2 separate regions of the Homo sapiens genome follow, and region 2 is linked to region 1. Evidence: chromatin loops called from intact Hi-C (ENCODE). Cell type or tissue: endothelial cell of umbilical vein. All regions are shown on one strand. Links, peaks and the distances in the headings refer to the core of each region. The heading gives the core; the rest is flanking DNA. Region 1 overlaps ATP10D (ATPase phospholipid transporting 10D (putative)). Region 2 holds the start of ATP10D (ATPase phospholipid transporting 10D (putative)).

Region 1 (16,898 bases), core at 3,302-11,301:
TGTCTGCCACTTGTATCATGCTAACATCATTGGCACCATCACCTTCATGAGGCAGAAAAAAAGGAGAGAAACATATGAGGAGTAAAGAAAGGGTGTAAATGTTGCAAATCAATAGGGGCAGCTCAAGTGAACAAATAAATCCTTCAAAGTTCATCCCGTTCTCCAAGTTTCCTGGAAGTAAGTGAAACAGAAATGAAGTGGCATCCCACTGCCATCAGGAAGAATTCCAAACTCAACACCGCTTTAAACTCCTTCACGCTATGGCACCTACCCAGACTGATCTTGTTTTTCATGTCATTCATGCTACTTTCAACTCTCCAGATACACCCTTCTCCCTGTAGCCACGCACATGATAACAACACTGTCCTGATCACCCCCAGCTCATTTTTCTGGATTTCAATTTTTCTTGCTCTCAGCTTAGATGTCATTTCCTCTGGGAAATCCTTCTCATACTTTTTTTAAAGATCAGATGCCCTTTCATAAGGCTTCAGCACCACCCTATGTATCTCTAGCACACCTATCACACAGTATCATGGTTGCATACAGACTTACTGGTCTCCCCCAACACAGGAAGCTTCTTAGGAGGAGGTACCACATTCCTGCTGGTAATGAACAACTGATCACCAACAATTCACCTGTTTTTCAGTAAAGGTATACTGGTTTTCCTTGGAAATTCTTAGTTTATGTGGTTTGTTAGGGTGAACCCAAACCTCCATATTTATAGGTAAGCAAGTGTCCCAGATCTGTACAATCAGCATCTTCTATTCCCTGGCCTCAGTAATTGGTTCAGAAATGGACATATGACTCCAATTAATTAATATTATTATAAGTTATAATATAATTGTTATATATTACATAATGCATGATATAAATTATAAGTATTATATATAATGTATATGATAAATATAATTATAATGTAATAAATTATAATATAATTATGTTATAATTATGTTATCTATAATTATAAATCCAGGAGTTTTTGCTTTGGAAACATCTGGATCCATAAGCTTGAATAATTCATTTATTTATCTGTTTATTCAACAAGATAATTGAACAAAATTCCACCTTAATCCTGAAACTTTACTGCAGCAATCTGAAAAGTGATGCTATCTTTTCACCCAAGTTGTTAATAGGATAGGATGGAAACCCAGGAGTTTTAGTGGCTACATCACCACCCTGAGGGGAAAATTTACCTGAGACTGGAAGCAGTCCAGAGGGAAAACAGACATAGAAAGAGAGAGCTGATATGCCAAGTCCTCAGTTTAACACTGGAGTCTCTGAGATCTTAATCTCATACTACAATTCTCTTCAGTTATACTCATTCTTTGGTGTCAAGGCTTTGATATCCACTAGACTCTTTTTTTCTTTTCTTTTATTTCTCTTTTTTTTTTTTGAGACAGAATCTTGCTCTGTCTCCTAGGCTGTAATTCAGTGGCATAATCTCAGCTCACTGCAACCTCCGCTTCCCGGGTGCAAGTGACTATTTGCCTCAGCTTCCCTAGCAGCTGGGATTACAGGATCCCACCACCAGGCCTGGCCAAGTTTCGTGTTTGTAGTAGAGGTGGAGTTTCACCATGTTGGCCAGGCTGATCTCGAACTCCTGACCTCAAGTGATCCACCCACCTCAGCCTCCCAAAGTGCTGGGATTACAGGCGTGAGCCACTGTACCTGGCCTGATACCCACTAGACTTCTGATTCTCAAATTTATATCTCTAGCCAATTTCTTATTCCTAAATTCCAGACTTTTATTCTCACTTCCTACCTGACATCACTGCTTAGATATTTAATGGCCTTTTCAAACTTCACATGAGTAAGACCCAATTCCCAATTTCCCCTGCCTCTATCTCAGTAAATGGCAGCTCTGTTCTTTCTGTTCTTAGACATAACTTTGGCGTTCCCTATGACAACTCTTTCTCTCATATAACATATCCAATATGCCAGCAAATGTCTCTGGGTCTTTTTTCAGACCATGCCCATTTTTCATCTGACCACGTCCCAACCCTTCCTTTGCTCCCAGCTGTGCCCAAGCTGCCATCATCTCTTGCTGAATTATTCCAACTGATTTCATATGTCTTTGCAGTCCAACAATTACTCTGACAGAACAGCCAACATGATCATTTTAAATTTAAGGCAAATCATGTCCCACTCCAGCTCAAAATCCTTCAATGGCTCCCTAATTTTATAATGTCCTCTAAGACCCTATGTGATCTGGCCCTCTGCTGCTTCTCTGGCCTTTAATAACCCGCAGAAAACACCTCCCTTTGCTTAATCGGCTTTGTCCTCCGACACACCAAACACGGTTCCCCTCATGGCTTTCATTTTCACTGTCTTCTCTTCCAGAAATGTTCTTCTCCATGTCTCCCATGGCCCCTTTATGATTTCCTTCACATCTCTGCTCACAGTCAACCTTAGCAGTGAGACCTTCTTTGAAAATCGTATTTAAAAGAGCAGCCCCAGCCCATCTCCAGTGCTCTACGTGTCCTCATTCCACTTTATTTTTTCAATAGTACTTATCACTACCTGATACCTTACAGATTTATGCTTTGTTTTACTGCATGCCTTCCTACTAGATGTAAGTTCCTTGTAAAAAGGTAGTTTGCCAATTTTATATACTCTTGTATCTCCATTCCTTAGAAAAATGCCTGGTACAAAAAAGGCACTTGATAAATACTTGTGGAATGGATAAAGAAATGAATTCTCATGTCCTTGAATTTAGCTTTCCTGAAGGTAGAACACATGGATTTTTCAGTTCTGTGATTCAGTTTATTACTTGATTTAAGCTTGTTGATTTGGGGGTCTGACACTGAACTAAGAAGTCTGGACTACTGTATTGTTTACCATGTCACATCCCTATTACCTGGTTCACAGAAGGTGCTCAAATAGGTGATGGAGGAAGGTGCTCAAATAGGTGATGGGAAGGCATGAATGTGGTAGAGAAAAAGGGAGGAGGAAAATGGAAGGAACAGTGGGAGAAGAAAGAGACAGAAGGATCGGTGTCTGGTGTGGTGTGAAAGGGAGAAGAGCAGGACTCAGATTCATCCTCACTCACCAATAGCAAGGGTCATCACCTGGAGATGGCTGCGGACCAATTTCACCACTTCACTTTTCTGCAGCGGTGTGGCTCGGCAGCAGACCACAGCTTGACACCAAGATGTCAGTTCCAGGAACTGCTTTTGCAGACTTTCTTGCAGGGCAAACTCCAGGGTCTTCCCAGTGATAATGAGTCCAGCTCGTAACCCTGAGTCCCGGGGGACAGGAGGCTGAAGTAAATCTTCACTTAATGACACTTGCTCTGGCAGGGCTTGAGTTTTCTTCTGAAGTTCTTTCAAAATTGTGCTCATCAGCATCCCACAGGCATCCTTGAAACAAGAGGCAAAGGTGGTTAGCCTCCAGGCGCCCTTGGTGTCAGAACCAGTTACATTTTTTATTGTCATTTTTTAGCAATTGCTGAATCAAGAAAACCTCAAATAATGAATAACTGATTATTTTCAAAGATTTTACGAGTCTTCCACAGAGAGTTCTGTGTGTATGTGGGGATGGGTTAAAAGGAGGGGGAACATCTCACCAGTATTTCTTATAAAGAAATAGCTGTGAAATTTCTTCATGTGTGCAATTTGCCTTCTTGAACAGTGAATCCCAAGAGTCCTCTGGTCTCATTCTGCCAATTATTAGCTGCTTGACCTTGGGCAAACTATGTAACCTCTCTAAGCCTTAACTTTCTCATTAAAAATATGCAAATATTATTTCCATCATAATCTTGTTGTGAGGATTAAGCAAAATAATACAGGCAAAACTCCTAGTGTAAGGCATGACACATGGCAGGCATTTGAAATAGTAATTATTGCTTTTATCTTCTTTTTGATTCAACGTATTCATTCACTCACTAACTATTTAATGAGAAACTATATATTAGAAAACATTCTAAGAGCTGGAGCTACACCAATAAACATGAAAATTCCTGCCCTCATGGCACTTGCATTCTGGCCAGGATGTTCTTTGTGGTACTTATCACGTCTCCTTTGCATACATCCTCACTCCACACTAGTTAGGAAGTTCTTTAAAGGCAGTTATCACTTTTAATTTACTTTTGAAGTCTTCATGAGGCTTAAAAGAGGATCACATCAGGTACTCAGTAAACATTCACTGAATGAATTCTACTCAAGAAGATGAACAATAAGCTTATCCAGAAATTACTGTGTCAAGTGATCACTAAGAACAAATTCCAAATCCAGAGCAGTGAATTTAAGTTTAGTTTATACACTAAGTCTGAAATAGTTTATTCGTGAAAGAGCTCTCACTCAAAGCTTGTTTGCTTTGATTTTAAATGCTGTTTTATCAAGCATTTCTCAACCTACAACAAAATAAGAAAAGCAAGGAAGAAGTAGATATGGACATGTGCACATGAAACAGCACAAAAACTATAAACACTCTTGTGGAGTGTTCACAGGGCTCCATTTTAGGAATGAATTTGATCCCATACACCTCCAAAGCCCTTAAGGCAAAGTATACAAAGATGAATCAGATATGCTCATACAGCTCATTACATCATAGTAAAAATTATTTTTAAAACTCTTTTGGAGTTTGGTTAAATTAAAATGGCACATTTAGAAAGTAACATGCCTCGCAATCATTGAAAACATTAACATCAGATTGTGTTTAAGGTATTGTAATTGAAAGAATACAGCTGCAATACCATACAATAACATAAATATAGTCTTTGTGGCACCAATATGCTTACAGTATACAGAATACAGTCTGTGTGGATATTCTCCAAAATATGATTTTAAATTGTAGTTTTATGATTATAAATTGATTATAAAGGGTTTTGTACTCTTCTATTTATTTGAGTATGTGTTTAGGTTTTACAAATTAACTATTTTTTTCATTATAAAAATAACAGAAGTATGCATACACACACACAGCTAATCTTCATTATCTGTGGATTCCACATTTGTGAATTCTCCTACTTGATAAAATTTATCTGTAATTTCACAATACTTGAGATGTTTTTGTGGTTACATGTCATAGAGTGACATTTGAGTGTCACATGCATAGAGTGACATTTAAGTCATGTGATATGCCCATTCCCAGCTGAAGCTGAACACCATGATGCCTTCTTTTGCCAGTTCTCAAACTGTAGCAAAGTCTTCTTTTCATGGGCTATTTGGTGCCATATTTTTTGCATCTTTCTGCTTTTTGTCAGTGATTTTGCTGTTTAAAATGACTCCCAATCATGGGCTGCAGTGTTTCCAAGCAAAAAAGGCTGTGATGTGTCCTATGGGGGGAACTTACCCATGTTAGATAAGCTTTGTTTGGGTATAAGTTACAGTCTGTTGGCAATGCATTTAACGTTAATGAATCATTAATATGCATATTAAATAAGGTACATTTCAGAAGAAACAAGGTCATGTATTGATTGTTGACAGTATGTTGTAATCAGAGGAAGCTAACTTTGTATCTCCTCTAAAAGCAGTGGTCAGTGTTTGCTAATTCAGAGCTCGGGGCAACTACATAAACTATAACTCTACAAATAAGGAGAATCAACTGTATATATGTAATATGTAATATATAATTAGAAAATATACTGTAATGGGAATCAGAAAATTTAAAGTTTAGTAATCAGCTGTACTTAGAGAAATCACAAGCATTTGGAGTCTCAGGTTATAAAACAGATAATTTATCTTCTATGTCTATTTGTTGTAATTGTCAAATGAGATCAGGTATGGAAAGCCTTTTTGTAGATTCTAATATAAATTATGAAGATAGAAAGTTACCAATCTGAGGAGAAAAATTTAAATGAAATTACAAAAATAAAACTTAAAAAATTAAATGACCAATCCTGAAAGGCCTTTGTATATTCCAATGCAGTAACTAGTTACAAACAGGATATGACTATATTAAAACAAATGAAGAAAAAAAACTTTTATGAGAGTAAAAGGTAAAGTTTGCAACTGGCAACACTTATAATCTAATTTGTAAATTGAAGAACAACGTTGATGGAAATTTGTAAAGATGACACAAAAGTAACTTCAGACATTCCACTGGCTGCCACATTGCCTGCTTAGAATGTTATAGGAGCAATTCCTTCACTAAGTGACACACTGGGCTCCATGATCTTCAAGTCCTTTTAAACTCTTAGTGATTCCTGAGGGACTAGGAGTGGGAGGTGGAAAGAAAAGAGTTAAATACTAGTGACTGAGCCCATACTATGTGCCTGGCTTTTTATCTTGAGTTGTGATAAAACTAAATTATGTTTGTTGTATTCTGTTTAGTTATTTGGAAAATTCACACATGTGGAATAGCTATCGATAGCAAAAAAATTATAGGTACTCAGTAAATACTTCTTGAATCGATAGTTTTAAATGCCTTTAAACATAAGATAAATTGTGTATTTATAAATAATTTTTTTATTTATATAAATTTAAGGGTATAAGTGTAATTTTTTTATATGGATATATTGCATTATAAATGAATTTCACAGTCCTAAAGATTTTACTGTTCACAACAATCTCTATTTTTCTTTTTTAATGCTTACTGAACCCCTCTCATCTGATAGGCACCGCATTAAACAATTTATATTTTTTCATTTAATGCTCACAAAAACCCCATTAAACAGTCATTACTCTCCCATTATGAGTAAAGAAAAAGCGGCACAGGAGGGTAAGTAACTCCCTAAGGCCACATACTCAGTCAGCGGCAGGCCAAGCATTTGATCCCTAGTCTTACCAGCCACCTAGGCTACATTCTTTTGGTGACTGAAATGACTAAGCATTTTCTTCTGTTCTGCCCCCTGCAGCTACTGGGAGTTGGCTGGTGGTTGTGGTTATGGGTCACTGGGCCACCGTAAAGGGGAACCCACTCTATTTTTCCCTTTTCTCAAAATGTACCATTTAGCTGAGTGCTGGTTGAGGTCTGACCATAAAAACATGCTAACCAGGCCGGGCGCGGTGGCTCACGCCTGTAATCCCAGCACTTTGGGAGGCCGAGGCGGGCGGATCACGAGGTCAGGAGGTCGAGACCATCCTGGCTAACACGGTGAAACCCCGTCTCTACTAAAAATACACAAAAAATTAGCCGGGCGTGGTGTCGGGAGCCTGTAGTCCCAGCTACTCGGGAGGCTGAGGCAGGAGAATGGCGTGAACCCGGGAGGCGGAGCTTGCAGTGAGCCGAGATCGCGCCATAGCGCTCCAGCCTGGGCTGCCTCAAAACAAACAAACAAACAAACAAATAAACAAACGAAAACATGTTAACCAATCATGGCAGCCTTGAGCAGGCAAAGCTCAAGAAGTGATCCTGAAGAAAAGCTCCACAAGATTTCAAAGAAGGCAGACTGCAGTGATGGGATTGATATCACTGGTTAAGTCTGACTGCTGAAGAAGAATGGGAGGAAGTTTTTCAAGAAAAATAAACAATGTGCACAAATCTTGGAGGGGATCACTATACTGGAAGGCTTCTGAGAAAAATAAAACCCTTATTTATCTGATTAAACATTGGTGTTAGAGATTAGCGGGAGGCAAAAATAGAAAAAACTGGGCTGAGTCTAAGCCTCCTAAATTTCCTTCTTTTTTAAAAAATGACATTTTCCTCTTCCCTTAAACAGTTCTTCAAACTTATGATATTCTCGGGAGCACTACCTAGGAATTACCACAAGAGGGCACGATTTCCCTGAGTCTATTTTTAGAATTGCCATAAAATATTTAATAATTTATTCACCTGATTTCAATAAAAACTATCACTTTTTCTTATCTTAAAAGGGAGGTAGATTCCTGTACCAGGACTTGATATATTTTCTCATTTTGGGCTAAGTCCTGTCAGATCCCTGGTAATCCAGTGTGGAGGGGGGAAAGCAAATAAAAAAAAAAAACTTTCTTCTAATGCCTTTATTCAGCAATGATTCCTCTGAATCATTATAATTTTCCATCAGGCCTTTAGAAGAATAGACATCCTTCCAAGCACAAGGTAGGTTTCTGGATAGAAAAAATTATCAAGAAGCTAATGGTTGCTGGCCAGGGCACAGTGGCTCACCCCGTAATCCCAGCACTTTGGGAGGCCAAAGCTGGCGGATCACTTGAGGTCAAGAGTTCAAGATCAGCCTGGCCAACAAGGTGAAACCCCGTCTCTACTAAAAATACAAAAATTAGCCAGGCGTGGTGGCAGATGCCTGTAATCCCAGCTACTTGAGAGGCTGAAGCAGAATTGCTTGAATCTGGGAGGTGGAGGTTGCAGTGAGCCAAGATATTGCACCACTGCACTCCAGCCTGGGTGACAGAGCAAGATTCCGTCTCAAAAAAACCAAAACAAACAAACAAACAACAAAAAAAGCTAACGGTTGCTGTTTTGTTTTTTTTTTAATCCTTGCATACATCAAATCTCAAATGTTCCAATGCCTTTGAAAATACAGAAGAACAGATTTAATCTCAATATACGCACTTTACTTTGGGTATTGAGGATAAAAAGCTTGTCATCTGGCTCCAGTAGTTTGCATGCATAAGCTATGTTGACAGCTGTCTCCTGCTTGTCCCCTGTCAGCATCCAGATCTTGATGCCCGCTTTGTGAAGAGCTTCTATAGATTCAGGGACTCCCTCCTGCAGACGGTCTTCAATGCCAGTAGCACCTAAAAAATAACCAAAGTGCAATAGGACTTGTAAGAAACCAAAGCCAGCTGAAGCTCAGCTAGTCTACAGTTGAATCATATCTGTTAGCCAACTCAACCCTACACTACATAAACTGCCCAGCTGCTCAGGAGAGTCAAAGGAGGTTTGACGACCCAGACCAAAATTATATGCAATGTAATATTTTGGGAAGGAAGCCTCAGGGATCAATGGATTTATCAAACTTACTCGTTCTCCTTTTGGCTAGATTTCTTATCTGTAAATTGAAGGGATTTGAGTCAATTATTTATGCAACCTTACACTACAATTTTATAATTCTATGATATTCCCAAGGATAAGGGTGGGATTTTATTTTTATTATTATAGACTTAGGGGGCACAAACGCAGTTTTGTTACACTGATATATTGTGTAGGGGTGAAATCTGGGCTCTCAGTGTAACCATCATGCAAATAGTGTAAATTGTACCTGTTAGGTAATTTCTCATCCCTTGCTCCCCGACCTATCCTCCCACTTTTCTGAGTCTCCAATGTCTACTATTTCATTTTCCATGTCCATGTGTACATGTTATTTAGCTCTCACTTATAAGTGAGAACGTGTGGTACTTGACTTTCTGTTTCTGGGTTATTTCACTTAAGATAATGGCATCCAGTTTCATCCATGTTGCTGCAAAAGACACAATTTCATTCTTTTTTATGGCTGAGTGGGATTCCATTGTGTATATATGTGTGTGTGTGTGTATATATATATATTATATCACATTTTCTTTAATCGTTTGTTGGTGGACACTTAGAAATCTGATTCTGTGACTTTGCTATTGTGAACAGTGCTGTGATAAGCCTATGATTGCAGGTACTTTTTTGATATAATGATTTCTTTTCCTTTGGGTAGATACCCAGTAGTGGGATTGTTGGATTGAACGGTAATTCCATTTTCAGTTCTTTGAGAATCTCCACACTGTTTTCCATAGAGGTTGTACTAATTTACATTCCAACCAGCAGTATATAAGCGTTCCCTTTTCTCTGCATCCTTGCCAACATCTGTTGTCTTCTGACGTTTTAACAGACATTCTGACTGGTGTAAGATGGTATCTCATTGTGGTTTTAATTTGCATTTGTCTGCATCTGATAACTAGTGATGTTGAGCATTTTTTCATGTTTGTTGGCCACTTGTTGTTGTCTTCTTTAGAAAAATGTCTGTTCATGTCCTTTAAAGGGCAGGCTTTTAAAGAATGCTCCTGCCAGTAAGATACAATGTCTATTTGCAGTGTTCTTTCATGGGTCTACAGTTCCCTTTTCTGAAACAATTGGGGCCATATGTGTTTTGGAATTCAAACATTTTTCAGATATTAAAAAAGTAATATGGTGCATATACCATATTCTATAATACTTGTTAATCAAGCATATTAATATTTCTGCAGGAAAACTGACAAATGTTCACCTAAATTAGGATAATAACTATAAATAGTCTTATATCAAATCAGGTATGATTTTTCTGCCAAATGAGTTTTGGCACTAAACCCATGGAGCATTTTTGATTTTGGAATCACAGATGAGGAAATGTGGACCTATACTACTTACACTGTCACAGAGAAATCACTTAGGGTAGGCATCATTGCTCTATTTGCTAGATACTAAGTTAGGTCAATGTTTTCCTCCTAAATAGAGGAATGGAGCTCAGAAGCTGGTATCTTGGTATATCAGAGCTTATATTAGAATCTAGATCTCCAGACTCTAAGACAGTGGTTCTCAAACTTGACCGCCTTTAGCATCACTTTAGGGAGCTTTAAAAAATTCCAATGCCCAAGCCACACAACAGATCACTTGAATCAGAATCTCAGGGGATAGGATGCAGGCATCAATATTTTTTAAAGTGCTTCAGATAATTCTAAGATGCAGTTTAATCCAAGACAAGAGGGGTCAGTTGTGCAATTTTAGTTGAAATCAGGAAGAGAAGAAAAATAAATTTCCTTAGTCCAGTAGCAGGTGCAGGATAAAAAGCTTGGAGCCAGGCAAACATGAGCTCCATGTTTGGTTAATGAGTAACTGTCAGCTACTGGCATGTGACCTTGAACAAGTCATTGAACTGCTCTGTGCCCCAAATTTCCTCTACATAAGATAGAGATTTGTTGTGAGAATTCAAAAAAAAGATAACACGTATTAAGCACCTTATCCAATGCCTGACAAGAAACTCTATTCTTGATATTTATCTTGATTTGAACCAAGATATTTATTGGAACATTTACTTGGCTTTGTAGTCTATGTTAAGTGTTGGATTTTACATGATCTTCTTGGGGTGACCATCCTGACCCCATCACAAGTGAAGTCTAGTTCACTGCAGTGGACAACAGAATAGAATGGATTGGAAGTTGGATAGAGATCAGACTGGACAGGGTAGGCAGAACCATATATGTTTATTAGATAACAATGGAAGAAAATAACCCTTATTCAAAGATATCCAGTGTTTTTCAAAATCCTCCATTCAGGCAATACAAACATAATTCACCTACCAAGTAATGTAAGTTTGTTCTCCAACCTCATGGCAGATTCAAGTAGTAATTCTTCCCTGTTGTCAATGCTGGTTTCAGCTAAAAAATGATTCCTCAGCCACTCTGCATATTCAGTGTCACTCATGACCTACGGGAAGAATTAAAAGAGAGGTATGAAGCAAGCCATATGATCTTGTGGGAATACCAGGACTGACCTCTGGCAAAATATCAAACCATCAACTTGTTTTACATATTCCTCCCTCTGGGCACAGCCATGTCAGATCCATATCCTCACACCACCTGGACACTAGCTTCCCAAACTCTGTGGTCAGACTAGTGCAACACTGATGATGGATGACCCTTTAACTCAGCATCTCTGGAAATTCTAGGCACCATATATGATGACAGTGGGTTAATGTCTTTAATTAAATCAGAAAGTATGCAGTTGGGAGTGGTCTCCAATTGACAGTTAAATCCAGTTTGATTCTAATGGTGCAGTTGAGAAAGTGGTATCAGGACTGTTTAGTTCGAAGGATTCTGTAACCAGCAGCACCTTTCATACCTTTTGATGTTTTTTTTGTTTGTTTGTTTTGTTTTGTTTTTGTTTTTGAGACAGAGTCTCGCTCTGGCCCAGGCTGGAGTGCAGTGGCCTGATCTCGGCTCACTACAAGCTCCGCCTCCCAGGTTCACGCCATTCTCCTTTGATGGTTATTTTATGTGGTTAATGAATGGTAAAAAGAGAAGGGCCCTATGGGTGAAACAAGTCTTATTCCAAAGAAAAATTGAATGAAATTCCTGGGGAAGTGATCAATAATATATTTTCCTTTGTCTTTAGGTTGCCATAGAAAGAGAAATCTACATTTCAGTTTTTATAAAGCAGAGTGGAGTAAAGCAGGTGAGGCAATTCCCCTCTCTGCCTACTTATTCTTGGCCACAGGTCATTCGATTTGAGAGAATCTGACACCTGTTGGGCTACATTTTAATCAAGGGTAGGATCATTCAATTGAAAAGGCAGAGTTGGTTTGATCTTGAACTCTCCATTCTTCCTTTAACTGTGTGTGGGGCAGGCTTTTTGTTTTTGGTTTTGTTTTTGTTTTGAGATGGAGTTTTGCTCTGTCGTCCAGGCTGGAGTGCAGTGGCGCAATCTCAGTTCACTGCAACCTCTGCCTCCCAGGTTCAAGCAATTCTCCTGTCTCAGCCTCCTGAGTAGCTGGGATTACAGGCATGCACCACCAGATCCGGCTAATTTTTGTGTTTTTAGTAGAGACGGGGTTTCACCATGTTAGCCAGGCTGATCTTGAACTCCTGACCTCAGGTGATCCACCTGCCTCAGCCTCCTGATTACAGGCGTGAGCTACTGTGCCCAGCCATCAGACTTTTGATTCCTTATGCAGCTGGTTGACTGAGTTCCTTGGGGTCTACAACAGATCCCACTTTCCCTAATGCAGCTCCCATGAACTAAACCTTGGGTAAGAAATGAAAAGTTCCGGTGAGAACATCTCTCAAATAATTTATTGGAGCTCCATCTTCTTTCTTGCTAAACTTTTGTTTAGAAAGGATATGCATTCTCAATAAAGAATAATCAATACTGAGATAATATCTAGGATATTTACCTGGATTTACATATAAATACTTACGGGCACATAAGAAAAGAGTATTAAGAGCTTATTATGAAAAAATTAAGGCTCATCTGTGCCCTCATTCTTTCCAAAGCAGATTTAATGCTGTAAGACAGAGAGATCAACATTTTCAAAGTCCTGGGGGAAAGAAAGTAAGATCCAGAGATTTTTATTCCCAGCCAAACAACTGTTTACATATAAAGTCACTCACGGACATATTGAAACATACAAGAACTTAGAGACTATAAGTTTTAGGGATCCTTGTAGCAAAATACTTTGAACAAACTTCAACCAACCAATATATGGAATAGAGAAGGTAAAAAGAGAGCCAGTGTCCAGGGGACTTTCCCCAGCATCTGGATTAGGGTTTGCTACACGCTGGTTTTCAGTCAGTGATAGCTAAACAAGGGAAAAAACAAAAAAGATGGAGCGCACTAAGCAGTCTCACCTTCTTTGCTATACATAAAGTACGAAGGCCTTGTTTGGCATAGTCATCCAAGTGCTTCTGGGTTTTCTCCCTTACTATCATCTGTTGTTTCTCCAGACTTGCTCCATCTGAAATAATGGACAAGATGCTTGAGTTCCTACCAGTCTGCCAAATTACAGAAATACTTTTTAAAACAATAGTAGTTTTATCCACACTAAAAAAACAAATAAAAAAGCCTTCTGGTTTTGAATCCCAAATGGGTATCTGTAAAAGGGACCACTCAGAATAAATCTTTCCCTCGTTTCTTTCCCCTTGGGCAGAGGAAAGTACAAGAACCTGATACAAACACTGTTCCCAAATCATCAATAACAACAGTAACATAACTATAATGCTGCTAGCTGACATTTATTGGGCACTTTCCATTTGCTAGGCACTTGGCCAAAGGCTCTTCATACATTGCATATAGTATGTCATTAAACCTTTCAGGAACCTATAAAGGAGGTACTCTAAGACCCATTGAGTTGAAGACTTAGGCACAGAATAGTTAGCTAACTTTATCAAGACCCACCTAATGATGGAGTTCACATTTGAACTCAGATCTGGGTAGCCCCAAAACTTACTTGCTTTCCCATCAAATCCTAGGCAGCTTCCCCCTACTTCACCAAATGTGATTAGTCCCCAGATAGCTGTTTCTTTGCCTTTATAAAGCCATCAAGTATGGTCTTTTAATCTCCGAGCTTTTCAAATCACTACTATTTCACTTTTGTATAAACTTACCTGGGGAAGCCACCGACAGTAACTCCATGATCACAGAATCAGCGCCTTTCGTATACACCACAACTTGATTGGAAAGAGGGTGTCGGACCACAACAGACATTCTTTTTCTTACTGAGTCAAAGGGCAGGATGTGTAGGAGTTGAAATGTTAATGGTCCCAAAGCAGCAAAGTCCACCATGACCTGCTCTGGTGTCCGAGACCGTAAAGTGCATTGGTAAGCCCTGGCGGCATACACTAAGGCCGCTTCGTCTGGGCTCTCGGCCTCATAACACAGGTTGCAGGCCAATGGCTGTCCAGGGAGGGACTCTGCCTTGCCATTCAGGAGGCCTGCATCACCGTGTTGTTTCTCTGTTTCTGTGCAGCAAGCTGAGCTACTGGAGCACTGGGGGCTCTCACACACCTGGGAGACCTCTTCCTCCACAGGTGAAGCTGGTTTCATTCGACTAAAGAGAGGGAGTCTGCTCACAAAGGCGTTTGGAACTCCAGAAGATGGCTCTTTCCCACTGTTAAGCGATGGAGAACTTGATCTTCGGACAGACCATCTCTGGAAAAGACTTTTAATCTCTTCCAAAGACTTAATGGGCAACCCCCCCAGTGAAGGGTGTCTGATCTATGAAAGACAATTTAGAAAGGTCTCAATACAGTCAAAAGCAGTTTCTAACAACTTTGAAGGCAAACTGGAAATAAATTAGATATAAAAAGAGTTACCACTCACTTAAATGGCTAGCAGCCCATTCTCTATTTACGACCGCCATGGAAAATATTAATACAAATAAAAATTTGTTTTTTAATAACTATTCAGATAATTTGATTTTTATTAATATTTTTAATATTTATGTAATACTTTGCTAATATTTTAATAATATTAAAATGAATGACATACATTTCTACAACCATTTAGAAAGAAATTTGACAACTGATAATAAAAGACATAAAATGTTAATATTGCTAGCAGTGGGCATCCTTCAGCAATTTTTTTTCTAAAGAAATAACTTGAAATACAGGAATTCCATGATCTTATCTGTGTGTATCCTAACCATAACAATTTTAAAATTATAAGCAAATTAAGTATTCAGTAACAGCAAAATAGACACATCTTGAAATGTTATATAATATTTAAAAATGAAGCTTATAAAGTCTATAGGGCAATACTGAAAAAGCTATGAGACTAGTATAAAAAAAGTAACAAGTAATAATATACATAACAAAAACACCAGAAGAAAGCAAATCAAAAGATTAACAAAATGTATTTTTCTCTTTTATTTTCCAGATTCTACAAGTTTGTTACTTTGAATTTTCTTTTAAATGGACCAGTAAGCAAAGTAGCTTCATCAAGAAGAGTTATCAATATCATAATGTGGATTTGAATTTCTATTTTCATAGAACTTTTTCTTATTTGTACCCTGGTTTCTCTTAAATCTTAACTTTTATCAGTGACTAAACTGAGAAATTCACATTAATCATGGAAGGCCAATTAATTGGATGGAAAAATTTTCTCATTCAGAAATGCTCAATAAATGAAAAAGTTTTCCCCTAAAAATAACTAATTTTATAATAATTTGAAGGTCTTATGCTGGTTGATTTTCAAACTTATCAGCAACTCAGAAATGAAGAGTAAAACACAATCACAGATGAGGTTTCTGTATCTCACATGAATGCTGATTAGCTACTTATTCACTGCCCTTCTATCATTACTTTGAAATACCATGAGGCTTAGACTCTTATATGCTTCAGAGATTTTCTTTCAAGCAGTAGAATATTATATTCTTTAAGAATAACCAATAATATTTCTTAAAAGGAAAACACCAAAAGATGCTTACTTTGGGAACAGATTTATTAGAAAAATATTTTTTGGGGAAAAGAACAGCCTTTATTCTGTAACTGCATAATCACGTTTTCAAAGAGCAACTTCCTAGGCAAAGCCTTGTAAAAATACAGATCCTGATGAAGCTCAACTTAATTGGAAGGAAATTGTTTTTATGTTAAAGTTGACCACCTCTGAAGCTGCCAAAAGAAAATGATCTGATGGAAAATTAAATTGAATTGGGTTGTGCTGCAAATTGAATTTTAAGTGAGTAAAAGGTGAGAGAGTTACACACAAGGAGGCTAGCACAGCAAATGGTGAATCACCAGCCCGTTAAACAAGTTTTCCTCCGCATTGAAAATGAATTTTCCATGAATTCTAAGCTACAAATAGACTTTAAAAATCTAGCTTTTTTTGGTCAGGTGTGGTGGCTCATGCCTGTAATCCCAGCACTCTGGGAGGCCAAGGCAGGTGGATCGCCTGAGGTCAGGAGTTTGAGACCAGCCTGGCCAACATGGTGAAACCCTGTCTCTACTAAAACTACAAAAATTAGCCAGGCGTGGTTGTGGGTGCCTATAATCCCAGCAACTCAGGAGGCTGAGGCAGAAGAATTGCTTGAACCTGGGAGGTGGAGGGTGCAGTGAGCTGAGATCACGCCACTGCGCTCCAGCCTGGGAGACAGGGTAAGACTGTCTCCAAGAAAAAAAAAAAGGAAGAAAAAAATATTATTAAACATGATATTGAATCCAATACGGTATATTTTGCCTGATATAATACATACGATGTTGGAGGTCTCAGAAGTCTCAAAGAAAGCTTCAATTTGGCACATAAACTAAAGCAAAATGAATTGCTCTCATCACTACCCTCTTAGAGGCAAATAATATAGTAGCACCGAGCTGTATTTCCTAGGTTCAAATCCCACCTCCCCAACAAACCAGTTTTGTGACCCTGGGTAAATTACTTAGCCTCATCTGTAAAATGGAGAATAGTAGGGTAATAGCTTCTAACTCATAGGATTGTTAGGAGGATTCAACTTGTTAATACCAATAAATCACTTAGACCAGCGGTCCTCAACCTTTTTGGCACCAGGGACCAGTTTTGTGAAGACAATTTTCCACAGACGGGTTGGGTGGGACCTCAGATCATCAGGTATTAGATTCTCTGGGTATTAG
Region 2 (16,898 bases), core at 4,737-12,736, 73 kb after region 1:
GATTTTCAATGAATATTTGTGGAATGAACCCAAGAATGAATGAGTAAAATAACACCCCTCTTATATGCAGCAAAGACTAGAATATCTTTAACAATCTTATACACACTGCCTCTAAATGTGATATAATAACAGGCATTTCATGGTATGTAGCTCACTACAGCTCTTATTATGCATGCTGAAGTTATTACAGTTCACATTAAGATCTAGAGCATGTAGTCCTAAAATGGACACTAACGAAACTCTGCAACAGGAAGACATAAAAAAGGAAATAAAACAAATAGGACTTATTTTTAGAAACAGCTGAAGTATTTAAATTTTATCGTTCTAAAACTCTCCAAGAGGAAGTTATTCTGAGTAACCTTTTTAAAGACAGTTTAAGGTTTATCCTTTAAAGTATCAAAACAATTTCATCCAGGATAGAAATCATTATACAATGTGTACCCAATTTTCCTATATTTGACACAGCATTTTAAATAAATTTTCTTCTCTGAGAATTCAGCACCAATGCTCTGAGCACAAGCGTATTCTTTATAGTGATGCCTTCAGGGTCTTCAAAGCATTTCCATAAGGTTTTCTTCCAGTACTTGAAAATCTCCTTGTTTTGAATAATTTTACAGGCTTTTTTCCCCATCAGCTGTCCAAATCTGTCTTTATGAAGATTTAAGTTTTACTTCCAACTACCTTACAATAATTAAGAAATGTAAATAAATGACCCCAGTGGTCTTCAGGAAGTAGAAGATAAAAATTCAGCAAGATTTATTTAGTGAAATCTATTTTCACTATTTAGAGATTTCTTTTCCTTATATTTGTTAGAAAATAGGTACTGAAAGGCTACCATTGCCAACCAGGTACTTTTCCAGGCATTGAAACCAACGTGATGGGAATTCCTATGTGAACTCCATGGTTTCTGTCCTCCAGAAGTACAGAGTCTAGTAAACGGATCAGGCACGAACCTCATGAGATTCCCTCATTACCTGAAATACTTCAGAGATTAATTCCCATAAGACAAACTTTGATATGTATGTGGCCAAGCTTCAGACCACAAAATGGTAAGAGCGTTAAAAGACTAACCGAGAGATAAACAGTTAAGTTTCAAAATGAAGCTAGCACACAGATACGTGCTCATTTAAAAACCAGAGCCAAAATATATATTTGAACTGGCAGAAGAACACAAATTTCCCAGTGTGTGATCTTTACTCATTCACACTAAGGAAGGCAAACTCCAGCTTCATGTGATAAGTTGTGTATGTATGTAAAACATGATAAACACACTGGATTGTGGTTCTAAACAGAATCTTTACAAGATTATTAGGAAGATAAAGGAGAATGAGCTAAAATGATTTAATACCTGTTTCTCCTACAAGGCCATCTTGTTTACTGTTTTAACCAATAACTGGACAATGCCTGGCATATAACATGCCCTCAACGAATACTTTTCAGTGAATTAACAAACATTAATCAGGTTCTTGTTGCTATACCATGCATCCCAACAAATGCTCTTCAAATGGGATGCATCTTAAGAGAATAAGGGACAATCAATGTATAATAAGTATTATTGCATGAAGAAGTAGGTAGGTTCCTTTGCTGGAGATATACTTGGTTAATTCCATCTTGACCCTTAAAATGGCCTAAAGATTTTGCTGGAGAAAGTAACTATGTTTGTCCTCATACTACTGATGACTTAAGTTGTATTAGAGCAGTGGTCCTCAAATGGGGCCAATTGTACCTCCCCTTCCAGCCCCCTAGGACATTTGCTAATATCTGGAGATATTTTTGGTTGTGGAAAGAAGCCAGAGATACTGTTAAATATGCAGCAATACACAGGACAATCCTTCACAACAAATAATTATCTAGTCCCAAATGTCAAGAAATGCTGCTGCTGAGAAACTCTGGGTTAAAAGAAGCCATCACATTTGTCCAAGAGAGAGGTAAGTAGCACAGTGGAAAGAACAGAGTATTTCCGAGTCATGGGTTCAAATTCTGGCTCTCCCACTCAGCCCTAGTGGGACTTCTTATGACCCTCAGTTTTCCAATGAGGAAAATGGCAATGATATCATCTGCTCTGTAGGGTTGTTGTGAGGAGTTAATGGGAATGTACGTAAGACATCTGACATATAATAGATTAACAAATGGTAGCTATTCTTGCTTTTATAAGAATACATATGAATTGTTTGATGCCAACATTTCTTCAAAGTAGGAAAAGCATTTTAAAGATGCTTAACAGCTTAAACAAAAAACTCAGAATGTTAAAGCCAGAAAGAATGTTAATATCCAACTAAATACTTCATTTTACACAGAAGAAAACAGAGGTTTGGAAAGAATGACTTACCCAAGATTACACAGCAAGTTAGTGGCAATTCACATACAATAATCCTGCTGTTTGCTCCACTACCATTTTCTTATTCATGCATATATAGATAGGCTTTTATTAATTCCTAAACTATGTCATTATTTATGAATGTCATAAATTATTTAAGTCAATTTGAATACAATATTATTATGTTTGCCAGAATTTTATATACTAGTATGATTCAACTATAAAGTAAGCTAAGACTTCTACAGATAGGTACTTATCCTAATATTTTCATGGCCTATTTGAGCTAATCTGTGGACTCTGCCCCATTGTTTCAGTATCACCCTAACAAGTTCCATTATTACAATGATCTATTTTTTTTTTTATTTGAGACGGAGTTTCGCTCTTGTTGTCCAGGCTGGAGTGCAACGGCGCAATCTCAGCTCACTGCAACATCGGTCTCCCCGGTTCAAGCGATTCTCCTGCCTCAGCCTCCTGAGTAGCTGGGATTACAGGCACATGCCACCACGCCCGGCTAATTCTGTATTTTTAGTAGAGACGGGATTTCTCCACGTTGGTCAGGCTGGTCTCGAACTCCTGACTTCAGGCAATCTGCCCACCTCAGCCTCCTAAAGTGCTGGGATTACAGGCATGAGCCACCATGCCCGGCTACAATGGTCTATTTTTTAAATTAATATCTTATAGGCCAGGTGCGGTGGCTCACGCCTGTAATCCCAGCAATTCGGGAGGCCGAGGTGGGAGGATCGCCTGAGGTCAGAAGTTTGAGACAAGCCTGGCCAATGTGGTGAAACCCGTTTCTACTAAAAATACAAAAATTAGCCAGTTGTGGTAGCGGGCAACTGTAATCACAGCTACTCAGGAGGCTGAGGCATGAGAATCACTCGAACCCAGGAGGCAGAGGTTACAGTGAGCCGAGATCACACCACTGCACTCCAGCCTGGGCAGTAGAGTGAAACTCAGTCTCAAAAATTAATTAATTAATTAATATCTTATAAGATAAATATTAAAAATTATTCATTTCTGGTTTAATAGTCACATGAATAGCACAGTTGGAAAAAAAGCCTGAACAAACACAGAAGCCATATACTATAAATATATAGGAAAAAAATATTTTCAACTTCAGTAGTAACCTAAAAAAAAGAATTTAAGACAGAGTTAGCATTTTTTTGACTCTGAATGTAGAATGTAGCAAAGAGTTTCTTTATTCATAATGCTCAATGAAGGCATACATTCATATAGTTTTGGGGGACTTTAACCTGCTCTTACTTGTCTTACTTCTCTAGACCCATAGGATAATATGCTCTAAAAATGTCCTCTCTGGCCCTCAGTAGAAATATACTGAACTCAGCCTTAGAAAGTCACTACACAGCCGGGCGCGGTGGCTCACGCCTGTAATCCCAGCACTTTGGGAGGCTGAGGCAGGCAGATCACCTGAGGTCAGGAGTTCAAGACCAGCCTGACCAACATGGAGAAACACCATCTCTACTAAAAATACAAAATTAGCCGGGCGTGGTGGCCCATGCCTGTAATCCCAGCTACTCCGGAGGCTGAGGCAGGAGAATGGCTTGAACCCGGGAGGCGGAGGTTTCTGTGAGCTGAGATCATGCCATTGCACTCCAGCCTGGGCCACAAGAGTGAAACTCCGTCTCAAAAAAAAAAAAAAAAAAGAAAAAGGAAAGTCACTACACAAATGTTGAGAAATAGAGAAATTGTTGACTGCATTATATCTAATTGTGTTAAATCTATTTCTAATGGAAATATAAGACAGCTGTTAAAAATGATGTTTAGGCTGGGCATGGTGGCTCACACCTGTAATTCTAACACTTTAGGAGGCCGAGGTGGGCAGATCACCTCAGGTCAGGAGTTCGCGACCAGCCTGACCAACATGGAGAAACCCCATCTCTACTAAAAATACAAAATTAGCCAGGCGCGGTGGCGCATGCCGGTAATCCCAGCTGCTGGGGAGGCTGAGGCAGAAGAATTGCTTGAAAACGGGAGATGGAGGTTGCAGTGAGCCGAGATTGCACCATTGCACTCCAGCCTGAGCAACAAGAGCGAAACTGCATTTCAAAAAAAAAAAAAAAAAGTTGCTTAAAAGAATTGTTAATGACTCATAAAATGCTTAAAGTTTATAAAGTTTTAAAGCATGATTTAGACCTGTATACAAGTATAATCTCAACTATGAATATATACAATATATAAACATGGAAGAATTTCAAATAAAATATTTTTAAAAACATTAACAGTGGTTATTTTGGGATAGTCTATTAATAGCAGATTTTAATTTTTTCAGTGTTTTTATACTCTCCATGTTTTTTTTACCATTAACACATATACTTATTTTGGAATTAGAAAACAGAACTTCATTTTAATCAAAAAGTTAAATTTTGATGAAACTTCATATAATCATGAAGCCTATACACAGAACTTAATGTATTGCTTTTACATTTAAGATGTGGAAAAGAGGTGCATTCCTTTAACTCTTTTTTTTCTTTCCTTTTTTTTTAAAGCACAACTTCATAAAATGCAAGCCAAGCGTGCTGCTTCAATACTGAAAATGAATGGTCACACATAAGGCCATGGGTAAGATGCGTACATACTAATAATGCTATACTCAATATTAAACCAGAAATTACATTTAACTTAGTATATAAGTTTCTTGACATGTAAGTTCAACATAGTTTAGTGTATAAGCTTCTTGATAAAGGCAAATATGTGTGTTCCTGCAAAGAAGCATTACATGTAATTATAAATGTTGCAAAGCTAATTAATTAAAGCATTCAGTTTTGGGGTTTTTGTTTCTTGTTTTTACCAAAAGATAATTACTAAAAGTTACCTTATAAATGTCTGGCTAAATTTCAATAAATAGCATACTTAAATGTCAATATAGTTTTGGGAGACTCTTCTTTCTGAAAATTAGTTGTGAAAATAGAATTTAAATGGTAGTCTGCGAAAGAAAGCTCAGATAATTGTTTCAATAAAACATTTTTATGCCTATACTTATGTAGGGCATATAGAGTTTTTGATGTGAAAGTAATACAAAAATCTCAAAAATAAGTCAGTTATACTTTTCAAATATCACCTTCATTGCTCTTTAGAAAATTAAAGTCAGTGGGAAAATAAAAGTTTGTAGGTAAGAAAATTTTCAATTCCTAATTAAGAGCCTATTTCAAAATTCTTTCTGATTATTTCTAATATCTTCATAACATGACCAATCTACAACATTCCAAAATGACCACATTCAACATCATATGGGCCCATTAAGATAAAGTGAGCTGGGATATAGAATTTCCAGCAATAAATGAGGTACTTAATCTAACTTTATTATATCCAAAGTATATTAAAAGAATACAGCCTATGTTGTTTACAGATGCACTATGAAAATATTTTTATGCTTGGATTTTAATTTTACAGAGTTAATTAGTTACAACTTTAATGGTCACAGTAGGCGTATCGTTCCTTACCACTTCAAAAGCATGCAGGATCGCTAAGAAAACTTGATTCCCTAGGCACAAACTCTCTACTGAAAGTCATAAGATTCACATTTGCTTCTTTCAATCATTATCCCCAAATACAGCCAAGATCAAAGAACCGGGGGGAAAAAGTCTTACTCTTTTTCCCTTATGAAACATTTGCACAAAAGTTTAGTTTAATTCTGTTTTTTTAAAGGGAATCTGTTGCCAAGAAGCAAATAATAACATAAAACCTATCCAACACAAACTTTTAAGTGTTGAACATTGTGTTTCTGACTGTTGTTTTCAGTTTCATGTATTAAATTAATGACTTTTGCAGCCAGCTTAGTAATAACACAGAGGTATCTGAAACAGCATACAGGAAAGTAAATGAAATCCCCTTTCCCAGAGACCTTTTAAGTCAGATACCTACCTGTCAAACCCAGTGAATATACTGGCCTGCTCACCTGAGGATCTTACTCCAAGCCTGTGGTCTCCAGCTTTATCACAGATCAGAATCACAAAGAGAGCTTGTTAAAACACAGATTCTGCCCTCCCTGCCGCCCCCTCCCCAACCCAAGCACACAATCACACCAGTTTCTCTGATTCAGTAGCTCTGCAGTGGCCTGATAATTTGCATTCTAACAAGCTCAAGTGATACTGATGGGGCCTACTCTGGGGGCCACACTTTGAAAATCATAGACCTAGGCAGCTCAAATCTACTCTGGACTTATTTTTAATTAATGAATGCAGATGCTCATTCATAAACCCATGGTAAATGAAAATATCATAAGTCAAAAGTGCATGTCATACACTAACCTACTGAACATCACAGCTTAGCTGAGCTTACTTTAAATGTGCTCAGAACACTTATATTAGCATACAGTTGGACAAAGTCATCTAACACAAAGCCTACTTTATAATCAAGTGTTAAATATCTCATGTACTTTATCGAACACTATACTGGAAGCGAAAGACAGAATGGTTGTATGGGAATTGAAGTATGGTTTCTACTAAATGTGTATCTCTTTTGCATCATCATAAACTGGAAAAATCATAAGTTGAACCATCATAAGTCAGGGATTGTGTATTTTCCCCATGAAGTCATTACCATTAAATATGATTTTTATGCAGCTAATCTTTCCCATACCAATGATGTATATATTATTGTTTAAATAATCAGTGAAACTACTTTTCTTATATACAAGAAATAGGGCAATTATTTTCTGTTTGGGTAACTACAGAAGTTTTTAAAAAGCAAAGGAAAATAACATGCTTAAAAGAAAGATTAATGGTAAGAGATAAAAAGAATAATGAATAGGAAAGTAGAGTTATTTGTAGCTGAAATGGAAAGAATTTAGCCCCTGAAAAATTGTAAGATCAAAAGATTATATCAATAGACTACATCAAAGGTTTTCTAAAGGTCTCCCACAGATTATTAGCTCAAGCTATACAGATGAGGCAAATAAGCACATTAGAGACTAAAATTCTGAATTATATTCTGTTATTTTCTTTAAAGAATATAGCATATTACTGGATATGTGATGAAGATAGATAGGTGGTAACATTAGTTATTTTGTTTAAACTATAAAAAGGAAAATTCAGTCTGATAGATGAAAGATTTAATTAATTTCGAAAATGTATTAAAGATTTTCTTTTGGAAGCTAGTGGATGAATTAATATTAATATAATTATTACATAGAGAAGCATTATTTCACAGTGGCTAAAAATTACTTCAGCACATGACTTAACGCAATAAAAGCATGGATTACACATGTCAATTACTTAAACTGTCTCAACACATATATTTAAACTGTACCTGAGGCCTATAAGTATTACTAAGAATAGTATATAAACACAAATAAGAGGCAGATCAAAACTACAAATGGTATGAAAAACAAGTTGGTCTTCATTGGAATTATAAAATAGATTCATGATAAATACCCGATCCCAATAATTTACTCAATGGTACCTACACATCACACTACATTTAATTTGAATAAGTACTGATAATATAATTAGCTATTTTCAAAACTGCAACAAATTGCTAATAGCAATTAGCAGAATGAACACAAGTTTGACAAACAGATTCACAGTTGTCCCTTTACCACAAGCTTTTAGCCTTTCTGAGCATCAGTTTCCAAATCTGTAAAATGGAAATAATATCACCACCTCACACAATTTTGTAAAGAGATTTATTAAACAATGCACTGTGCCTAACACACTGAAGGTGCTCAGTAATTTCAATCTTTCAACTAATATTTTTGGCACTCCTACTATATGCCAGGCATTGTTATCGATACTGGAAATAAACCAGGGAACAAAACGGACAAAATTATCTGCCTTCTAGGAGTTTATTTTCTAAGGTACATTTATTTTACCTTGTCCTAGGCACGGTGCTGAGTGCTTTGGGAATGAATAAACTAGCCCCAGAACAGGTCAAGTATTTAGTTCAATAAAAAAGATAAAATTAGGATAATCATGCAGTATATGAATTTAGGGAAACCAGAAAGTCTTATGAGAAAGCATGGTACGAGGTCAGAGGATAGAAAGGAAGAAGAGGAAAGGCTTCCCAGAAAAGAAGGTATTATAAGTGAGCCTGGTTTAGAATCCTGACAGAAGAGATTTATAGATTTTAGAAAAGGCAAGGAGGCAAGGAGGGTGGAGACTGTTTATTTAAGTAACAATGAGTAGTTCAATATGGCAGCAGTTTCAAGTACAAATTAAGAAGTGATGCGAAATTAAATGAAAATCTAGGTTGGGACCAAACTGAAGCCCTGACTTGCTAAGATGAAGAATATGGGAAATTGCCAAAGATATCTGAGAAGACTGTGATATGATACAGACATTTATAAGATTTATTTGCACTTCCTTTTGGCCAGAACCACCATCTTCCAGTAATTCGCCAAAATGACAAACACAAAGGGAAAGAGGAGCGGCACCCCATACATGTTCTCTAGGCCTTTTAGAAAACATGGAGTTGTTCCTTTGGCCACATACCTGTGAATCTATAAGAGACGTGATATTGGAGATTTCAAGGGAATGGGTACTGTTCAAAAAGGAATGCCCCACCAGTGTTACCATGGCAAAACTGGAAGAGTCTACAAAGTTCCCCAGCGTGCTGTTGGCATTGTTGTAAACAAGTTAAGGGCAAGATTCTTGCCAAGAGAATTAATGTGCATATTGAGCACATTAAGCACTCTAATAGGCGAGATACCTTCCTGAAACGCATGAAGGAAAATGATCAGAAAAAGAAAAAAGCCAAAGAGAAAAGTACCTGGGTTCAACTGAAGCACCAGCCTGCTCCACCCAGAGAAGCACACTTTGTGAGAGCCAATGGGAAGGAACCTGAGCTGCTGGAACCTCTTCCCTATGAACACATGGCATCAGAGGTGTTAACAAAATAAATAAAATAAAAGACTTCTGACTGAAAAAAAAAAAGATGTATTTGCAAGAAGTGTGAACAATACATTGAAAGGGAGAAAAGGAAGGACGACTCATCTGGAAAACCTGAATAATGTGCTTCACAAGACAGTTTGCCAATTACCTAACAAGGAGTAGGATCATTAGAGACTTCCTAAGGCATCTCTGAGCACACATCTGTGACAACAGCAATCCTACTGGCTGACAAGGGCAACACAACAATCTGGCATGAGCCACACTCTCGTGTTCTTCACTTGCCCTATACCACCCGTGCTGGCTCCACTCCTGTCCTCTGCCCGTTACCAATCCTACATCCTAATACTACATATCCACATATTCCTATCATCAACCCATCCATCCTGACCATGACCCAAATCAAGCAGGCAAAGAAGATGTGACAAATTAGGCATTTGGGACCACCATACTTCTTCTCATGCACTAGCCTGATTCAAATGAAGTAAGACAATCTGGGAGCAGAAAGCCAGTCTGGGACTCAAAGTAAAAATTACCTTTCAGAGTTTCCATATCCCATTGAAAGCATTTCACTTTTTTCTTAGTCCTTGGCTTAGGGATCTTAAAAGTATAATAATGCTTCAGATTCAGGCAATTATTTTTCGACCTTGGCAAGGCAGAAATGTTGATTTCTAGCTAAAGGACATCACAGATAAATAGAATATTTGTGAAGAAAATATCTGAGGACATCTCTCTAGGAAAGAATTTAGTAAAGAAGAAGAGATGTTATAATTTAAAATGTTAACTAAAACCTTCTAACTATATTATTATAGTCTAATTAAGGGGAAATGAAAGTTTAAAAACACAGGCTAAGTAGTTATGAATCCTATAAATCAAAGAAAAAGATTTCACAACATTTTGAGACAGGTCAAAATTGATTTTCACTTTCCTTCTCATAACCAAGAAAATTATGATTTGTATTACCTAGCCTACCTAAAGAGTTAAAACCTTGTAAGTTTTACTAAGAGGAATGTAGTAGTACCCATCTTCCTCATTCAAAAAGGCCTTAAGCTGAATAAGCAGACTTTAGAAAAAGAAATTAAGGAGTATTTAATTAAAACCTATCAGCCGTAGGCCCTGGCAAATGAAATCAACAGGAAATTAAAGGGAAGTAAAGCTCAAATCTGTTCAACAATGCTTATTATTTTAGAAAATAGGTGGAGGCGAAACAGTGAATGTGAGCAGAATAGCTTTGTTTTGTGATTTCCCTTATAATCCAAATGTTCTCATCAGAGAAATAATTCAGAAATAATGATACCTAACATAAAAGTACACACAATAAGGGAGATGGGGGACTTTGTGAAAGAGGGGATATATAATATCATATATGTGCTCTTTATACTAGGACTAATTGCTTCATTAGGATAGTGACTTGTTTTCTCTGATAACTAAAATATAAGTCACTGCAGAAACTTTAGAACTATATATTAACACCATGAGAAAAATACAAATCAACTATAATCCTACCACCCAAATATAAATACTATTAATCTTTGGTTTATTCCCCACCAATAAATTGGGTTCTGTGCATAGGTTGATTTTTTTTTCAAAACTAGGATATCATTTTGTAACTTGCTTTTATCCACTTCTCATACCATAAACATTTTTCCATATCATGAATATTTTCTCATATTACTGAATAATTTTCCCAACAAAATGATACATTTTGATTTGTTGTCCACGTTTGTTAATGTGATGTGTGAAAATGTGGTAATTTATCGCTCTGCTGGGATTCTTTGATTATTGGGAGGTTAACATCCCCTCTACCCTAACCTTAGACAATTAAAATTTTTTGTCTTTTGCGAATTGCTCATTTATATCTATTTCTCATTGGGGATCATTTGTATAGCAGTATTCATCTGTCTCCGTCTTAGTCCATTTGGGCTGCTATAACAAATTACCATAAACTAGGTGATTTGTAAACAATCAAAAGTTATTTCCTAAAGTTCTAGAGGCTGGGAAGTCCAAAATCAAGGCGCCAGCAGATACTGTGTCTGGTGAGAGCTCACTTTCTGATTCATAGGTGGCACCTTCTCACTGCATCCTCCCATGGTGGAAGGGGCAAGGCAGCTCTTTGTGGCCTCTTTTATGAGGGCACTAATCCCATTCATGAGGAATCCTTTCTCATAATCTAATCATATTCCAAAGCCTGTACCTCCTACTACCCTCACACTGGGGATTGGGAATCAACATACGAATTCAGAAAGGGAGGGAACAAACATTTAGACCATAGCAATCTCGCACTGCTTTTTATAGTATCTTTTTAAAGGGAGCATGTAAAATACAGAGCTTACCATTTATCTTTTTTTTTTTTTTTTTTTTTTGCTTATTATATTTCTTGGTGATATTTCTGAAAGTGGTATTTTGTCATTATAAAAATAACAGTTGCTTTAAAAGATTTTGGAATATTAGGAAAAATATAAAAAAGAAAATCAAGCTGTAACTTTACCACCTAGGAATACATTTTCTAGGGGGTGGGGGAAATATGATATTTTAATGGATATGCCTATTGATGCAAAAGAAACTTGTATGCAAACAGGAACTGCATTAATCTTTTTCAATCCTTATTAATTTAGGACATTGTCTTAGAGTAACAGCTTAATAAATACTTTTGATTAAATGAATTTTATATATTTATTTCAAAATTATATTTTACACATAAGATAATATATTAAATTTCACTTTTTTACAGAATACATTGCAAGTATATTTCCAAGTCATTAAATTTTTAAAAAACTTTTGTAACTGAGTTTTATCAATATAGATACATAAACTACACTAATTTATTTAAATATTTTGTTATTGGGGCTTTGTTTCCATTTTTTGTATTACAGATAAGATGGTAATAAACATTTATAAATCTTCATATGCGATTCATATTATTTCCTTAGGCTATATTTTTAGACCCAAGATCACTTAGTCAAAGGCTATGAACATTCACAGGTTTTGTTTTGTTTTTGTAGAGATGGGAGCAAAATGGGACCATGCAGATACTTGAACCCTTGAGCTTAAGGGATCTTTCTGCCTCAGCCTCCCAAAGTGCTAGGATTACAAGCATGAGCCACTGTGCCTGGCCCAACATTCACAGGTTTTAATACATAATACCACGTAATTGCCTCAAATAGTTGTATTGATATACCTTTTATTGAGTAGCATTAAAAAAATTCCATTAAGGCCACAACTCTTTTACAAAACTAGCATCACTGTTAGTCCTTATTCTGCAAAGCGATAAAAAAGTATTGTTTCTATGGCTAAAATGATTTCTGAAATGAAATAAATTTATCTAAGAAAATATCGAAGGAATAACTGACGAGGAATAGTGATAGCATCCAGCACACATATATTTATTCCTAGAGTTGATAAATCAATTCTCCTTTTCTTCAAGCACTATTAAATTTATATTTATCAGTGCATTGTTCTGTGAGAATTCTCAGACAATCTTACTTGTAGCATTTTCTTTGATTCTTCTTCATTAGAAGAACTACTTCCAACTATATCAGACAATAAAGAAAACATGTAATGAAGGCTTGAATATGTGTACATTTTTTTAACCCTTAATTTAAAAAGTCAATTATAGGAAGTACATTTGTCTGACAGGTGAGTCACCTCTGTTCTATTATAAATTATAATCATATTTGAGCATTTCCCTTCGTTTTACTGACAATAGCAAAATAAATGAGATTCTATTTTTTTTTTTTTTTTTTTGGGGGACGGAGTTTTGCTCTTGTTGCCCAGGCTGGAGTGCAATGGCCCGATCTCGACTCACAGCAACCTCCGCCTCCCGGGCTCAAGCGATTCTCCTGCCTCAGCCTCCCGAGTAGCTGGGATTACAGGCATGCACCACCACGCCCAGCCAATTTTGTATTTTTAGTAGAGACGGGTTTCGCCATGTTGGTCAGGCTGGTCTCGAACTCCTGACCTCAGGTGATCCGCCTGCCTCGGCCTCCCAAAGTGTTGGGATTACAGGCATGAGCCACTGCGCCCGGCCCTATTCAATTCTATTTAGTCACTAAGTATGAAAAGTATTCAGGTTTTGCTAAGCCAGGGTCAAACACTCCCCACATCCTAGTTTAGAGTGCTTAGATTTTCCCTCTTTTTCATGCAATTTAATGAATGTTAAATTAGCATGAAAATTAAATGTTATTTTTAAACTCCCTAAAACTTTAAAATGTTGCTAAGTTATTTTTCCAAATGTATAAAATGACCTCATTTTAATAAAAATAAACTATCTCAATGTAGGTATATGATACGTATTTGTAGTGAGAATAGAAAACAGTCCAGAAGAAGCAGTTATTACTTTTTGAGGTGGATCGGAGTGGGAGGTTCTTGCTGCGGGCACTGAACAAACTACTCCGTTGCAATGATTTTTGCTCTTCACAAGTCAGCAAGGGTTTTCGATGATGCTATTCTTCACAGAAATGTGACCTACATGATTTAAAGGCTGATACAAGTAAATATTGGTGGATGAGGAGCCCCTGTCCTTGTTGATGCATCTCTCAAGGTTGATTTTGAGTTAGAGGTTTGCTCTGTCCATACAGACTTGTTTTTCTCCCTGCTTAGAACCAGCATGAAAAGAACGCAAGAAGAAACTTTGGTCTTATTCAGATCACATTTTAAAAACCTGAGCTAGCATGATAAGAGCAGTTAAAACATATTCTTTCTAAAGGCACAGGGTCCCAGACACCAAAATAACCATCCATTCCCTAACCAACTGATGTCTCTCTGCTGTACGTGGTAAATTAAAACTACATGTTTTACAACGTAAAATAAAGGGTGCCCCGAATAACAACTAGGTTCTTTAAAGTTAGTGTTTTGGGGGAAGCATGGGGGCTTCTTTGTAGCACTCCTTTGAAAACTATTTCCGAGAAAGCTCCAATACAAACACCTTTTTCTTCCTAAGGAATCAACCTTAGGGAATCAACCTTAAGGAATCAATCTGCTGGGCTAAATCTTCAACACCTTCCCTTTTCATCACCTTTGAGGCAGATAACCAAAATTTCTTTAAACTGCTTATTTCACAACGGGATGACAAAGGAGTGTGTGTGTGTGTGAATGCGTGTGTGTGCGTGCCCGTGTATGCCCGCGTGTACAAAGGTGTGTGAGAATGCGTGTATGTACGTGCCCGTGTGCGCCCGCGTGTGCAGTTTACCTTTTTACAAAATCCAGCATTTAAAATAGATTTTTAAATTCCCCTTTAACAAATGATTGAAAATGGTGTAATCATTTTATCTTTTGTTGTTTTTTTTTTTTAGTTCAGTAACAGCCCAGAACTGTAGTTTTGAGCCATGTCATCAAATCTAAACACGACTAGGGAAGTGGAGCGGGGAGAAACAGGAGAGAGAAACAGAAAGGAAAAGCGGGTGGGCGGTGAAGCAGAAGGCTGGGACAGTCAGAGGGATTCGCCGTCTCACTCTTACCAATTCCTCCCTCGGCACACATCACAGCATGTTGGTCACGAGTCGCAAGGTACAAGAAAAGAGCTAAGCACAAATTCGAAGAGTGAAAGCGGGTTGTGCTTCCACGCCAGCCATTTGCCTTCCGGGAAAAAAAAAAAATCACTTAGACATCTCCCAAACTCAGCTGCGGGAGCCAGCGCCGGAGCCTGTGCTGAGCTCGCAACCTACTTCTCCCTCCGCTCCTCCTCCCGTCTCCGCCAGGCTGCAGAGCAGCCCGAGCTGCAGTGCACCGCCAATCGCCCACCGCCCCGCCCTCCGTGACGTAGCAGCGGCAGGGCCTGGCAACTGACCGGCTCCCAGCTCCAGCTGTTTGACCGAGCTGCCCTTCTGCCCAGCGCAGATGCCCCAGTGACCCAGAGCCCTTACAATCTCACCTCTGACTTTCACCTCCCAAGTACAGGTTGCTCGCGGTTGACGGTTTGGTTCATTGTTTTGCTGCAATTCTAACAATTCACTGTTTTAGCTAAACGTGGAACACTGGACAATTATTTTTTGGAGGGTAAAAGAGATCAAATCTAAAAATGTCGCGCCACTGCATTCCAGCCTGGGCGACAGAGTGAGACCCTACCACAAAATAAATAAATAATATGTAATGTTACTGTTTTTATGACTAGAAAAGAAATGAGGAAAAATATTACAATTCTGATTTGGTCGTTTTCCTCACACCTTGCCCTTCCGTTCCCTTACTCAGGATAATGTGGCTTTGTCCATACACCTGCCAAGGTCCGTTTGCTTAAAATTCACAACTTTTTTTAAAACTTCTAAATAAGTTTCAACAACCTGTCTGGTTTCTCAAAATGTCTAATTTGGAAAGAGGAAAAGCCATTTAGTGAAGGCCGAACCAATAACTCAGAACAAAACCTAATAATCTTGGCTGCCTGTTTTATCCCATTGAAACAAATATAAAAAGTGGGGCCAAACTCTCCACAGCTCTCCTATATTGTGCCTCTCTCTTCCATTCTCTCAAGTGTTTCTCAGATGTGCAACAAGAGTGAAGAAAACTAAATGAGCATGCAAATGTTTGACTATTAGTAAAGAGCTCACCAGTACAGACACAGGGAGCTGGTTGGTCGGCTTGAAAATTCTCTCAGACCAAGAGAAGCCAAACAAGTTTCTGCACCCACTGAGAACGTGCTTCTGCCAGACGAGGAGAAACAAGTTCTGGGTGTGGCTTCCTATGATGCTCCATTAGGGAAGCCTCCATCTGCAGGTAAGGACAAATCTCTAGAACTTAGTCAAACTTAATCCCCAGAATTAACCCAGCCTAGTAGAATACACTGTCATTTACATGGCCTCTGAAATTCCTGGCCCTAGTAGCACTTTTTGCAGTCATATGACTGTCTCTAACATCCTTTAAGATGAAACACATTTCCTATCTGAGAGTCAACCTTATAGAGGAGACTTAAAACTGTAGCTGGGCCCCCCTGAGCTCTCCCAATCAAACACTGGTGTTGTTACCTCAGCAGAGGGCCTTCCTGGGAACGTACATACCAGGACAATTCAGGCATGTAGCCTGTTTGGATTGCTTAAATCAGTGGTTCTAACTAGCTACACATCAGAGTGAACCGGGGAGCTTGATGCCAAGGCCCCACCCAGGCCAATTAAACCAGAATCTCTGGGGGTGGCGCTATGGCAATGTCTTTTTTTCAAGCTCCTCTAGAAATTCTAATGTGCACAAGGGTTGAGAATCACTGACTAAGATTTGAATTATTGTCTTAGAAGAAAATCTATTATATTTAAGTCTAAAGAGCATAGTAGTAGAATAATGGAAAACATTATGTAATACAACTTAGCCTTATACATATTCTTTATATATTGGTTTATTTTAATATAAATATAAAAACGTGAAGATACACCTCAAAATTGTTTACTCAGGGAAGGATAGTGAGGGGAGATTACTAGCTTTCTATTTGTGTCTGTCATTTGAATGAAATTTGTATCATTTTGATAATTTAAATATTTCTAATCAAATTTTTAAAAATCAATACTCATAAATACCATGAAGGTCATTGGAATAACCACTATTAAGGTGGGTTTCTATCAATTTATTAGGTTTTGTTGTGTTTGGTGTTTTCTTTTTGCAATGCTTCTGTAATATCCAATTTTCTCCTCAGAGTGATTCCTATTTTGAAAAAGACAAAATACGATTCTTAATTTAAGACATTAGCTACTTTAAATCTATATAGTAATTTTTAATTTAAAAGATACTTACTTTCTTGTAATTTCAGAAAGGTTTTCTTT

Evidence for each region. A loop is a pair of places that touch in the nucleus more often than their neighbours do. Peaks named below come from ENCODE experiments on the same cell type or tissue, not always from the same donor. Only the 100,000 strongest peaks of a DNase experiment are listed, where the experiment ranks them.
Region 2: it touches region 1 in a loop (8-fold over the local background); 43 of 110 quality-filtered maps call a loop at or near these places.

Annotation. Positions count from the first base shown.
Region 1 is chr4:47,555,298-47,572,195 of GRCh38, reverse strand. ATP10D (ATPase phospholipid transporting 10D (putative)) reads right to left here. Exons shown (of 23, transcript NM_020453.4): 12 at 13,923-14,532; 13 at 13,167-13,273; 14 at 11,121-11,247; 15 at 8,431-8,615; 16 at 3,050-3,359; 17 at 1-42. Among named protein-coding and RNA genes, the nearest start is that of ATP10D, 78 kb to the right of the region's middle. RefSeq lists a silencer at 6,764-6,953. In endothelial cell of umbilical vein, for the core only: a CTCF peak has its summit at 7,648 (motif pointing right); a DNase peak (open chromatin) is centred at 7,635; H3K27ac peaks cover 616 bases.
Region 2 is chr4:47,483,240-47,500,137 of GRCh38, reverse strand. It overlaps ATP10D (ATPase phospholipid transporting 10D (putative)), which reads right to left and starts at 14,863. Exons shown (of 23, transcript NM_020453.4): 1 at 14,619-14,863. It also overlaps the pseudogene RPL21P52. RefSeq lists enhancers at 14,691-14,760, 14,732-15,026. In endothelial cell of umbilical vein, for the core only: a CTCF peak has its summit at 9,407; a DNase peak (open chromatin) is centred at 9,287.